3 separate regions of the Homo sapiens genome follow, and all the other regions are linked to region 3. A link is a contact called in ENCODE Hi-C or POLR2A ChIA-PET data. All regions are on one chromosome and are shown on one strand. Each heading gives the region's core, a stretch centred on a gene start or an enhancer-like site at or near the end of the contact. The rest is flanking DNA. Distances are from core to core; before and after follow the strand shown.

What was found. Hi-C counts contacts between places; a loop is a spot of excess contacts on that map. ChIA-PET counts read pairs that join two places held with the same protein, here RNA polymerase II (POLR2A). Pooled maps may share reads with other maps.
Region 1: a pooled map shows a loop between it and region 3 (4-fold over the local background). The contact joins the promoter of SNHG33 here to the promoter of B3GNT5 in region 3. A Hi-C loop is called at or near these places in 7 of 50 pooled maps. POLR2A ChIA-PET finds 5 or more read pairs at or near these places in 2 of 52 experiments (WTC11 and activated T-cell).
Region 2: a loop to region 3 is called in a map of gastrocnemius medialis, with 5 times the contacts of the local background. The contact joins the promoter of MCCC1 here to the promoter of B3GNT5 in region 3. A Hi-C loop is called at or near these places in 1 of 168 maps with a recorded cell type or tissue (gastrocnemius medialis) and 8 of 50 pooled maps. POLR2A ChIA-PET finds 5 or more read pairs at or near these places in 4 of 52 experiments (H1, HCT116, MCF 10A and 1 more).

What each region holds. Positions count from the first base shown.
Region 1 is chr3:183,445,945-183,449,357 of GRCh38, forward strand. It overlaps SNHG33 (small nucleolar RNA host gene 33), which reads left to right and starts at 1,664. Exons shown (of 4, transcript NR_038302.1): 1 at 1,664-1,821. RefSeq lists an enhancer at 1,331-1,866.
Region 2 is chr3:183,097,243-183,100,918 of GRCh38, forward strand. MCCC1 (methylcrotonyl-CoA carboxylase subunit 1) reads right to left here and starts at 2,254. Exons shown (of 19, transcript NM_020166.5): 1 at 2,110-2,254. The coding sequence starts at 2,198. RefSeq lists an enhancer at 2,180-2,319.
Region 3 is chr3:183,251,193-183,254,949 of GRCh38, forward strand. B3GNT5 (UDP-GlcNAc:betaGal beta-1,3-N-acetylglucosaminyltransferase 5) reads left to right here and starts at 2,061. Exons shown (of 2, transcript NM_032047.5): 1 at 2,061-2,280. All of the region lies in intron 15 of MCF2L2 (MCF.2 cell line derived transforming sequence-like 2), which reads right to left. LOC124906310 (a long non-coding RNA gene) reads left to right here. Exons shown (of 3, transcript XR_007096189.1): 3 at 1,343-1,363.

The DNA of each region.
Region 1 (3,413 bases), core at 414-2,913, 190 kb after region 3:
CAGGCACACACCACCAAGCCTGGCTAATTTTTGTATTTTTAGTAGAGACAGGGTTTCACCATGTTGGCCAAGCTAGTCTTGAACTCCTGACCTCAGGTGATCTGTCTGCCTTGGCCTCCCAAAGTGCTAGGATACAGGCGTGAGCCACCGCGCCCGGCCATGAGTAAGAATTTCTATGGTCAATGTATACGTATATGCTGTATGGGTGTTTTATGAGACTTTGGTATAAATGTTATGCTCACTTCATGAATAGAATTTGAAATGCTTCCTCTTTTTTCTGTGCTTAAGGCAGAATCAACAGCAACCAACTCTCTGTTCCTTAAGTTTTCACAGAATTATCCTATGAAATAATTTGGGCCTGGTGCTTCTGTGGATTCAGCTATGGAGAAATGCAGTTCTCTAATAACATCTATTTCTTTTTTTCCTTTATTTTGAGACCGAGTTTCGCTCTTGTTGCCCAGGCTGGAGTGCAATGGCACAATCTCGGCTCACCGCAACCTCCGCCTCCCGGGTTCAAGCAATTCTGCCTCAGCCTCCCGAGTAGCTGGGATTACAGGCATGTGCCACCACGCCCGGCTAATTTTGTATTTTTAGTAGAGACAGGGTTTCTCCATGTTGGTCAGGCTGGTTTCAAACTCCTGACCTCGGGTGATCTGCCCGCCTCGGCCTCTCAAAGTGCTGGGATTACAGGCGTGAGCCACCGCGCCCGGCCAACATCTATTTCTTCTATGGTAATTGGTCTACTTAGAATTTCTATCTCTGGAATGTTTTGGTAAATTATATTTTCTTGGAATCTTGTCCATTTCATTCAAGTTTTCAAATTTATTATGTAGAACTGACTGATCATGCAATGCTTTTAAGTTTTCCTGTATCTATGGTTATTTCCCCTTTATCATTTTGTATTTTGATGTGCTCCTCTTTCTTTCTTGAGCCAACCACCCTATTGTTGCCTTTTTCAAATCTCTTATTAGTATTCCCATTTCCATTTCTATTTTTTATTTTCTTCTTTTATTCTTACGAATTCCTTCTTTCGGCTTTTCTTAGGTTTACCTTGCTATTTTTTCTGAATTATTTAATTTACTTTTATTTTGAATTTTTAAAAGCACTGTATTGGTATATCCCACAGGTACTAATATGCAGAGCTTGCTCTTTTTTTTTTCATTTTTAAGATATTCAGTAATCTCAGTTTTGAGATGGTTAAGAGGATTTCTTAATCAGTTTTTTTTTTTTTTTACATTTTGAAAATGTTATACAATTTTGCATTGTTTTATTCTCCACTCCTTTGTATCCTACGACAGTCTCCCGCCCCGTTTCTTCACCTCAGTTCTCTAAAGATTGAAGGTCAAGAGGAGGGTTTCTTGCCCTGGAGCCTGCGATAGGGTGGGCCCTTGCGGTTCTTGGGCGGAAACGGCGATAGGGACACCCAGGGCCTAAGGAGGCTGGGGACAGAGCAGATCCTCCCAGCCCCCAACATCACCCCGGAGTAGATGCAGACCCCCAGGGTCCCGGAGGCCGAGACCACACCCCGCGGGCACGAGCCCGATTGGCAGATTGTAGCCGAGTGGTTTCAACGGTGACGCCCCCCACCCGAATGCCTCGCTGGGATTGGCTCATTTCTTGGTTCAGACCTGGACGGTGGCCAGAGGAGGACAAGAGGCTTTTACACCGAACGGAGGTGATGTGGACGACAACGGAGACGCAGCCGCACTTCACCAAGCGGCCGGTCCGAGGGGACATGGCGGCAACCTCTGCAGCGTCAGTGCTGCTGGCGGGTGCAAGAAACTGGTGGCGACACTGCCTGAGCCCGCTGCTGTTGCCAAGGTGACGAGGCATAAAGCCGCGGTGGATCGGTGCGTGGGGGCGCGGGGTGGGTGGTGAAGGGAGAACGAAGCTCGAGCGGAAAGACAGGACCGCGACCGCTTGTCAGGGGATTCGGCTTCCAGTCCCCCTTCCAGAGGGCGTCCTTCTGCAGCCAGGCCTCTGTCTTCCCCCGCCCCCACACGGTACGAGCTACAGAATGCTTTTCTGTTTTCTCTTTTTCTATAGTAAGGAAGCGCTTTCCTTTCTCCCCCGTTTATTCATTTGCTTACTTCTGGTTCCCGTGTCCTTTTAACATGTCCCCCCGTCATTCTCTGTTTAAGGACACAAGATGTTCCAGGCTCATCTTGTACTTAGCTCCTGCCTTGGAATCAGACATTTCTCCAAAGAATCCTGGTTCCTTTTTTTGGAGAATGCTATTTTACAGCCGTATCTGGGCTGTAGGTTGTGTTCGTTGCTACTAGGATGCCATCGCTTCTAGACTGTCTCAGCAGACAACGCTAGGAAATTTTATGTATATATATATGTAGAGAGAGAGAGATGCAAACACACATATTTATGTACATATGTGTGTGTATGTACGTATATATACATGTATATTTATATGTATACACACACCCTCCCCACACACATCCATACATGCATCAATCCAGGCACATCTATATCTGTTTTATATCTATCTATCTACATGTATGTTTAAAAAACAGCTGACTTCATACTGTTAACTCAGTTCCAGTGCAGCATCTCACGGTTCAATCAGATTTGCCCTTTCTGTAATTGTAACTGTTTTCTGAGAGTGAGAAAGCTGGCTCTCCTTATCCACAAGATATTCACTTTTTTGCTCAATCGTGTGCAAAAAGTAGATTCAAAATTGCTAACCCATACCACTGTGTAAAAACAGACCAACTAGCCAGAGTTCAATATTGGTTTACAGTTATGTTTGTCTTTAGTTTCTGTAATTAAAACTGTATTATACAGGTTATGAAGGCAGTCATAGAGGTTTTATGACTATAGAGGTTACAAAGTCTCTATAATTAAGATGTGGAACTAGTGTGTGAATAATATAAAAAGACAAGTAGAATAGAATAGAAAATCCAGAAATAACCCCAAGTGCAGGTAGAAAGTTAAAGATAAAGGTGCTATCACATATCATTGGAGCAGAGTTGGGCTTTGTAATACACAGAGCTGGGCCAACTGGTTGGCCATTTGGAAAAAGATAAAATTAGATCTACACCTTATAGCGTAACAAAAATGAAGTCTAAATGGATCAGGGATCTAAATGTGAAAAATGAAACAATACAAGTACTAAAAAGAAAAAGGCTTTCTAACTATGACTCAAAAAACCATAAGCAATAAAATAAAAAGTTGATAAATTTGACCACATAAAACAAATAGCATGGCAAATACATCATAAAGTCAAAAGACAACTGAAAAAAAAAACTGGATTGGGAGAAAATATCTGTAGCACGTATCACGGGTAAAGGATGAAGATCTTTCATATTTAAATTTGAATTTTAAAACTTTTCCAAATCAATTTTCTCTGTTTACATTCAGCAGTGGCAAAGTGACTTTATCTTTTACATAAGAATATGTCA
Region 2 (3,676 bases), core at 1,004-3,503, 150 kb before region 3:
TCTCAAAAAAAAAAAAAGAAGCTGCTTCCCTGATTCAAGGTAGCTCTATACCAGCTTATTGTCATGTCTATAATTCTGCCACCAGAGATTATTTTCTGTGAGCTACTAAAGATTCATAACATAAAAATAATGTAAACTATCTGTGCTGTTAAGATTTTTTTGTTTTTGTTTTATTTGAGATGGGATGTCACCCAGGATGGAGTACAGTGGTGTGATCATGGCTCACTACGGCCTGGAACCCCTGGACTCAGGCCGTCCTCGCCCTCCTCATCCTCCCAAGTAGCTGTGACTACAAGTGTGTGCCACTACGCCTGGCTAATTTTTTAATGTTTTGTAGAGATGAAGCCTCACTGTGTTGCCCAGGCTGGTCTTGAACTCTTGAACTCAAGCAATCCTCCCACCTTGGATCCCACAGTGCTGAGAAACTGCTGAAAATACAGGCATGAACCAAGTCTCCTGGCAAAGAGTTTTACTTCTATAAGCCATTAACAACTCTAACACTCTCCAGAGTGACATACTTGAGGATAGTTCTTTAGACAATAGCTAAGCTTTGAAAGGGAAGACAGGAAATGGGTCTATGGTACTATCCTGAAGAGCCCTGGAGGCCTAAGAAAAGAAAAACCAGAAGAACAAGAAGAACATTAACATTACTTACACCAACTTTTTTTTTTATTTTTTTATTTTTTATTTGAGACGGAGTCTTACTCTGTCGCCCAGGCTGGAGTGCAGTGGCGTGATCTTAGCTCACTGCAAGCTCCGCCTCCTGGGTTCACACCATTCTCCTGCCTCAGCCTCCCGAGTAGCTGGGACTAACAGGCGGGACTATAGGCGCGTGTCACCACGCCCGGCTAAATTTTTTGTATTTTTTAGTACAGACGGGGTTTCACCGTGTTATCCAGGTTGGTCTCGATCTCCTGACCTCGTGATCTGCCCGCCTCGGCGTCCCAAAGTGCTGCGATTACAGGCGTGAGCTACCGCGCCCCGCCAACTTCCAACAACTTTCTTATGTTTCTCTGGGGCACTCCTACAATTAAGTAACTAAAAAGGGCATCTACAATATTTCTGGAAAATAAAAGCAAGCAAACGTTCATATAAATGGTTGAGTTTGCATTTATAGACTGATCTTATGTACCAGATTGTGCTTAAACCTCATTCCATGAATTAATTCATTTAGTTTTCACAACCCAAGGTACTCGTATCATCTCCAAGGTGAGGAAATTAAAGAAGAAATATTAAGTAACTTACCCAAAGTCACACACCTAGTGAGTAGCTAACTAAGACCTCAGCCTTGACTGCAGAGTCTGTGCCCTTGAACACTAAACTGTCAATCTTTCCAGAATGATGAAGGATGATAACGATGAAGCAAAAGAAGACAAAGAAGCAAAGCTATCTACAAGCCTGAGGGTTTTTTCACTGCCAGAGTTATTGCCACCAAAGCTTAGAGCTCAAAATTTGAAACAGAGCTGGAGTCAGGTGAGCTAGACTGAGTCATCTGATAGCGTTGTTCAAACTTGGGTACAAGAGTTTTTGACAAAATAATTTCCCAGCTCTGTGGAAGGTACATTTGCTCTTCTTGACAACTTCACTCTTCTAACAATGAGAAGGAACTCCAGGAGTCTTTCTCTGAACTGGACACCTGATGGGGCACAGCTGAACTGAAAAATGGCTTTGAGGGCATCCCGGCCCCATTTCTTACTAGCTGTGTTTCGTTGAGGAAGTCGTTGATCCCTTTGGGCTTCCCCGGAACCGGATTATAACAACGCTCCCACCTAAGGGGTGCTGCGAAAGCCCGATGTAAACGGCTACGAGCTGCAGCGACGGCGAGGGGAGCCTGGAGGATGGCGGGCCCAGTCCTCAGAAATGGAAAAACAGAAGCCAAAGGCGCGCTGAAGCGTGGATGTGCGGAAGCGGGGAGAAAGGGAAGGGCTGGTGGGGATGTCTTCCTCCCGACGCCGTGACTGCCGGCAGAACCCCTCCGAAAGTGCCTGGGGTTTTCCTACCGTCCTCCCCACACCGACCCTGGGTTCCGCCGCACCTCCCACCGCTCACGCGGGTCCGTGCACCCCTCGCTCCCGCCTCTGCCCACTGAGCCATGGCCCCTCCACCCACCTCGGCGGCAGGAGCAGGCTCGGGAGACGATGCCACCGGTTCCTCTCCGCCGCCACCAGCAGCACCGACACCGCAGAGGCCGCCGCCATGTCCCTGGAGCCCGGCCACTCCGTGACTCCCCAGTACAGAGGCAGCTGCGTCCCACACGCCAAACCCGTTCCTCCACTACGAAGCCTCGTGACCCCCGCCGGCCACCGTCGGAGCCTGAGCCTACCTTTGGGCTGATCCAAGAATGTGAGGGCGTCTCCACGAACACCAATCAAAGACCAGAGCCCGGCTTCAGTAGCGACGATTGGGCAGTCTGGCCACGTGCTCGTGGGGGTGTGGCCTTTGTTTCTGCGTCCCCTGGGGCCTGCTCTGACTAAGGCAAGGGTTTTCTCCATCCTCCCCCTCTTGGTTGCCTGTCACTGTTTCTTCCTGCATCCCGTGGGGTTTCTTCGCTCTCGTCACCTTCTGGGAGAAGAACCCTGGGGAAGAAGCCAAATGCGGATGGACAGCAGGATACACAATTCTCTAGTGCTCTCAGGGATGAAAAAATAAATAAGCTAAAGTGAAAATCTTTAAACCACCTGAGCTTAAAACAGGTATTCTAACTGACTATTGGGAAAAAGAGGAAGTCAAAGAGCAAACTGAGGAACATCTAGAGAATAAAGAAACTGTAAACACTACATGTAGATGCTTCATGAGGAAAGCAGGAGGGAGAAATTAGGGAAGATAAAGGAATAAATAAATGAATTCAGGAAACCAGTGTCAAAGGACTAATAAACCCACAGGTTCACAAAAAATAAAATAGTTATCTAATCAGAAATAGAGAAAAATGCACATTTGACATGATTTAAAAAACAAGCAGGGGAAAATCACAGACACAGGAAACAAATTATAGATTTGTAAGATGCTAATTTTGCTTAACTTCAAGTGAACTTAAAACTCTGGATGAAATGGATGATGTTACAAGAAAATACAATTTATCAAAATAGATCCTGGAAGAGACAAAATTTAAGCAAACCGTTACCACAGAAAAAATAGAGAAGTTTATCAAAGAACTATCCTTGCTACCACCATGGCCCACTTTCACCTTCACCTTCACCCCTAAAAGTTACAAAAGCCCTCCATGTCTTGCAAGAAAATTCCACACAAATGAGTAATTGACTCAAATGCTATTAATTCTGTCCCAGAGCACAAAAAAGATGGAAGTCTTCCAAACTCTTTTTAAAAAGTAAACATAACTTTGATACCAAAATCAACAAAGATATCACGCACACACACACGACAGACCAATTTCACATGTAAGTATCAGTGGAAAAATTCTAAATAAAATATTAACTACGCTGGGTGCTGTGGCTCATGTCTTGTAACCCCCCATTGAGATGTGACAGCGTGCTGGCAGTCCTCAGAACCCTCGCTTGCTCTCGGCACCTCCCCTGCCTGGGCTCCCACTTTGGTGGCATTTGAGGAGCCCTTCAGTCCCCCACTGCACTGTGGGAGCCCCTTTCTGGGCTGGCCAAGGCCGGAGCCCACTCCCTCAGCTTGCAGGGAGGTGTGGAGGGAGAGACACGAGCGGGAACTG
Region 3 (3,757 bases), core at 811-3,310:
AGGAAATCTGGTCTAACAGAATCCAGAAAGACAAATTTCGCTAAACAGGTCAAGCCTGATACTGCTGCTACACTTCAGCTGTGTTAAGCCACTCGGTTATCAGACCTGCTTCTCCTTTCATGATTTTAGTAACACAGGCCTCTTCCTTGGGCCCCTGTTGCTCCCACCATCTCCCAGGTTCTCTTGTACTCAGGGTTTAGTCTCCCCTCCCCACTACTAATGATGCATGTGCCTTACTCTCTGATCATCTCTCCTAAATCTGCTACTCCTCTGCTCTTTCTGTGCCTTATCTATCCCTGCCGAGTCTAACATGCAGATTTTGGTCATTCCAAAGTCATGTATAGATCTAATCACAGGGCTCTCTGCTTACCAGCTGCTACTTGGATAAGGAAAGCATGCCAACACGGTCCTCCTTCTTCATGCTGGCCAAGTCAGCATCATTATTATTACCTAAGTTTATTTCTAACACATCTCAATATCTTCATGCACTCCCTCTTGATAAAAGTAACTGAGCATAGCACCATCAATACCATCAAATCTGTCATTCTCTTCCCCTCTCTCTGGGTGGGACAGGAAGCCAGGCTGCTCTAGGAAATCTTCCCTAACAAGCAAAGGGGACTTGCCTGTCCTCTCGCATGTGTGATCTGAGCTTGTGTGGATCCCAGAGTGGGCATTCTGGACTACTTGACCTTGCCTATCTCTCCTTCACACCCTCTCATCTCTCCCTCCTACCACCAAAAAACTTGCATCGTATTTCCAATCTCCAGACATACTTTTGAAACCATTTATCTATCTGGTGTGTTTATCTGTATCTAGTATGATGTGAATATGTGATTTGTATGTGTGTCTACCACTGTTTTGGTCAGTTTGTATTTCTCGTGGGTACAGTTCTATGTGCTCATGTATGTGGAACATATGTATACTGACACATGGACCTAGCTCCAAATGATCTGAAAGGAATATAATTGTAATTGAATATTTGCACAGATATACAACATACACATGTGATGGCTGGGGGAAATGCATGTGGGATTTCAGTCAGCATTTTATTAGAGAAGGTATGTCATTAGTGCTGTATTAACAATGAATCAGCTTATTTGTGGGTCACTGTCAATGACTCCTTTGCAAATCACACATGTAAATATTTCTGTCTGTGGTCTGATGAACATGCAGTGCCACAGTCTGGGAGATGCTGAGCCATGCCCTGTGTAGGCAGCATATGAAAAGAACTGCATGATTTAAAAGATGCTGACCAGCTTAAGGAAAGCAATTTAAAAACTTCCTAAAAATCTAGTTTGAATGAACAACAGTTTTCATTTTGTGTGTGTGTTTTTTCTTTTAGAGATGGGGTCTTGCTATGTTGGCCACGCTGGTCTCTAACTCCTGGGATCAAGCAATCCTCCTGCGGCTCAGCCTCCCAAAGTGATGGGATTACAGGTGTGAGCCACCGTGTCTGCTGGCCCCACTGTTTTAAACCCTGATTCGACAATCATACATTTAACTCATTACCTGTCTTGTTCCTTTTACGACAAACTCAAAGCTTTTATTTTACTAAAGTATTTGGGTTAATCTTTTGCTTTTCTGTCATGTTCTGAAATATGTACAATAACAGAATCGCTCAAAATATTATCTCCGTTAAATGTTTTGTGGCTTTAGGGAGAGGTCTAACAACATGCGGGAAACAAGAAATCAAGCGCATCCAGGATTCATTTATAATCTCTCTCGTTGAGTAGAAGTCCGCATCTCTCGATATTGTCTGGTTACCTGCATGAAGTATTCTAAAGGAGGAAAATAGCTCAAAGAGGACATTCATGTGCACTCTGGCTTCCAGTTGGCCATTTGAGTAAGTGATCGCAATTAACTGACGAGCGGCAGGGAAACACTTCCTGGAATTCTCATCTACAGACAAGAACAAACTGGGGCGGGGCCCATCACCTTCACCTACGCGCCGGGAGGGTGGCGGCTGGCGGGCGGGGCCGGGCTCGGGCCGTGACGCCGAGAGTGCGGGGCGCGCGGCTGGGAGCCTCGCGCCCCCGCCCGGGCCCGCCCCCATCCCGCCCGCATACAGCCCGCATCCCGCCGGGGAAGCGAGCCCAGTCCAGCGCTGCCCGTCCAGTCCTCGCCCAAGATTTAAAGCCCGCAAGTTTTGTTCTTGAGACCAGCGACTTTAGCTCCGATGCGGGAAGGAAAGCCGACCTCCGATTTGGACATTTAAAGAGCTGGGCTTGAACTTCGTGAGTTTCGCTCTAAACTGCCCTTGAAATGAAGCTGGACTTGGAGGTAAAGTCACTGGGAAGCTGGCCTGGGGCGGGGTTTCCCCCTCTTCTCGTATTTTAGAAACGGACAGCGGCAGTGCAGCCCTAGTTTGCTGTAAGTTTCCTTACTTTGTTACTGAGGCCCCCAGAGCTCCACGCATAAGTGGTGTGACCAGAAACCTTTTAACAAGACCCGCCTGAGCCTGCGTTAGAGCTCCCGCTCGGAAAGTAAAAGACCATCCTAATCCGCGGCGCTGCGGAACCGGTGTCCCGTGTGGGAGGAACCGCGGCGTTCCCTGGGCGTAGGGCCCGCGAGGCCAGCACAGTCCGCCTCTTGGCGGAGCGCCCTGGGCCGGTGGTTCCGCGCGGAGTTAGTCTGTGGTCAGTTACGTGGTGAAAACACGGCTGTGCCGCGGCCGCATCTTTCCGCGGCCGAGGCCTCTCTGGGTGGGAGTGTTGGCTTCCTTTCCGGATCGCTAAATGGGGAAAGTTCTGGCCGCTCGGCGGGATACGTCTCCAGGCCACGGATGGTTCGTTCTCCGTGCCGCGGCCCCGAGCTGGGCTCCCTGGGTCTCCAGCGCGGGCTCCCGGCATTGGGGGCTGCGGGCCGGCCCCTCCGCCCCGCCCCCGCCCCGCCGCGCCTCCTCGGCCGAGCGGCTCGCGGTCTCCGGCGCGGGAGGCTCCGAGTCTGCCCACTCCGGGCCGAGCGAGGTCTCTGGAGGAGAAGAGTGGCGAGGAGGTGAGGGCACGCCGGCCCTCGCCCGGCGGGTGGCGCCAGGACTTCAGGTGGGAACGCGCGCTTGGGCCGGGGGCGCGTGGCTGGCGTGGACACCGGATCGGGGCCCGCCGCCCTGGCCCGGACCGCGCACGGCCCAGCGCCGGGAAGTCGGGAAGCCGGGGAGGCCTCTCCCACCGCGGGCCCCGGCAGCCCGCCCTCTGAAAGCGCGGCGGAGAAGGAGGCTCGTCCCCTCCCCGGAACGCCTTTGTTCCCTCCGGCCTGCCCGCGCGGGTGGCCAGCGGCTGGGACCCAGGCCGGGCCGCCGCCCAGGTGCGGCAGGTAGGCTCGGGGGCCGGGCAGCTCCGGTTGGGGCGGCTTCCCGGGGCCTGCGGGTCCCCGTCCCTGAGGAGCTCCGGCTCCTCGGTGGCGGGACAGGCCCGTGCGCGGGAGCCGCGAGGCGAACGCCGCGCCCACCAATTCGGTTGCCGGCCGGGGGCCCCAGGCTTGCGGCCACCCGCCTCCGGCTGGAGGGCTGAATTCGAGTCGAAAGCCCGTGTCGGGCTGGAAAGAAGAAACCGCCAACCTGAGAACGCTTTCGGCGAGTTACTGGCGGGGGAAATGGGGACAGGGAAGTGGGCAGGCGGGGAGACTGCAGCCGCAGATCTCCCTGGCGGGGAGGTCGTGGCCACTCTTTCCTTTGACTCTGCCTCATTTCATTTTGAATCCTGATGTGACAGAGGCAATTGCTTGCTTGGATACCATATAGGTAAAAGTAACAGTTTTC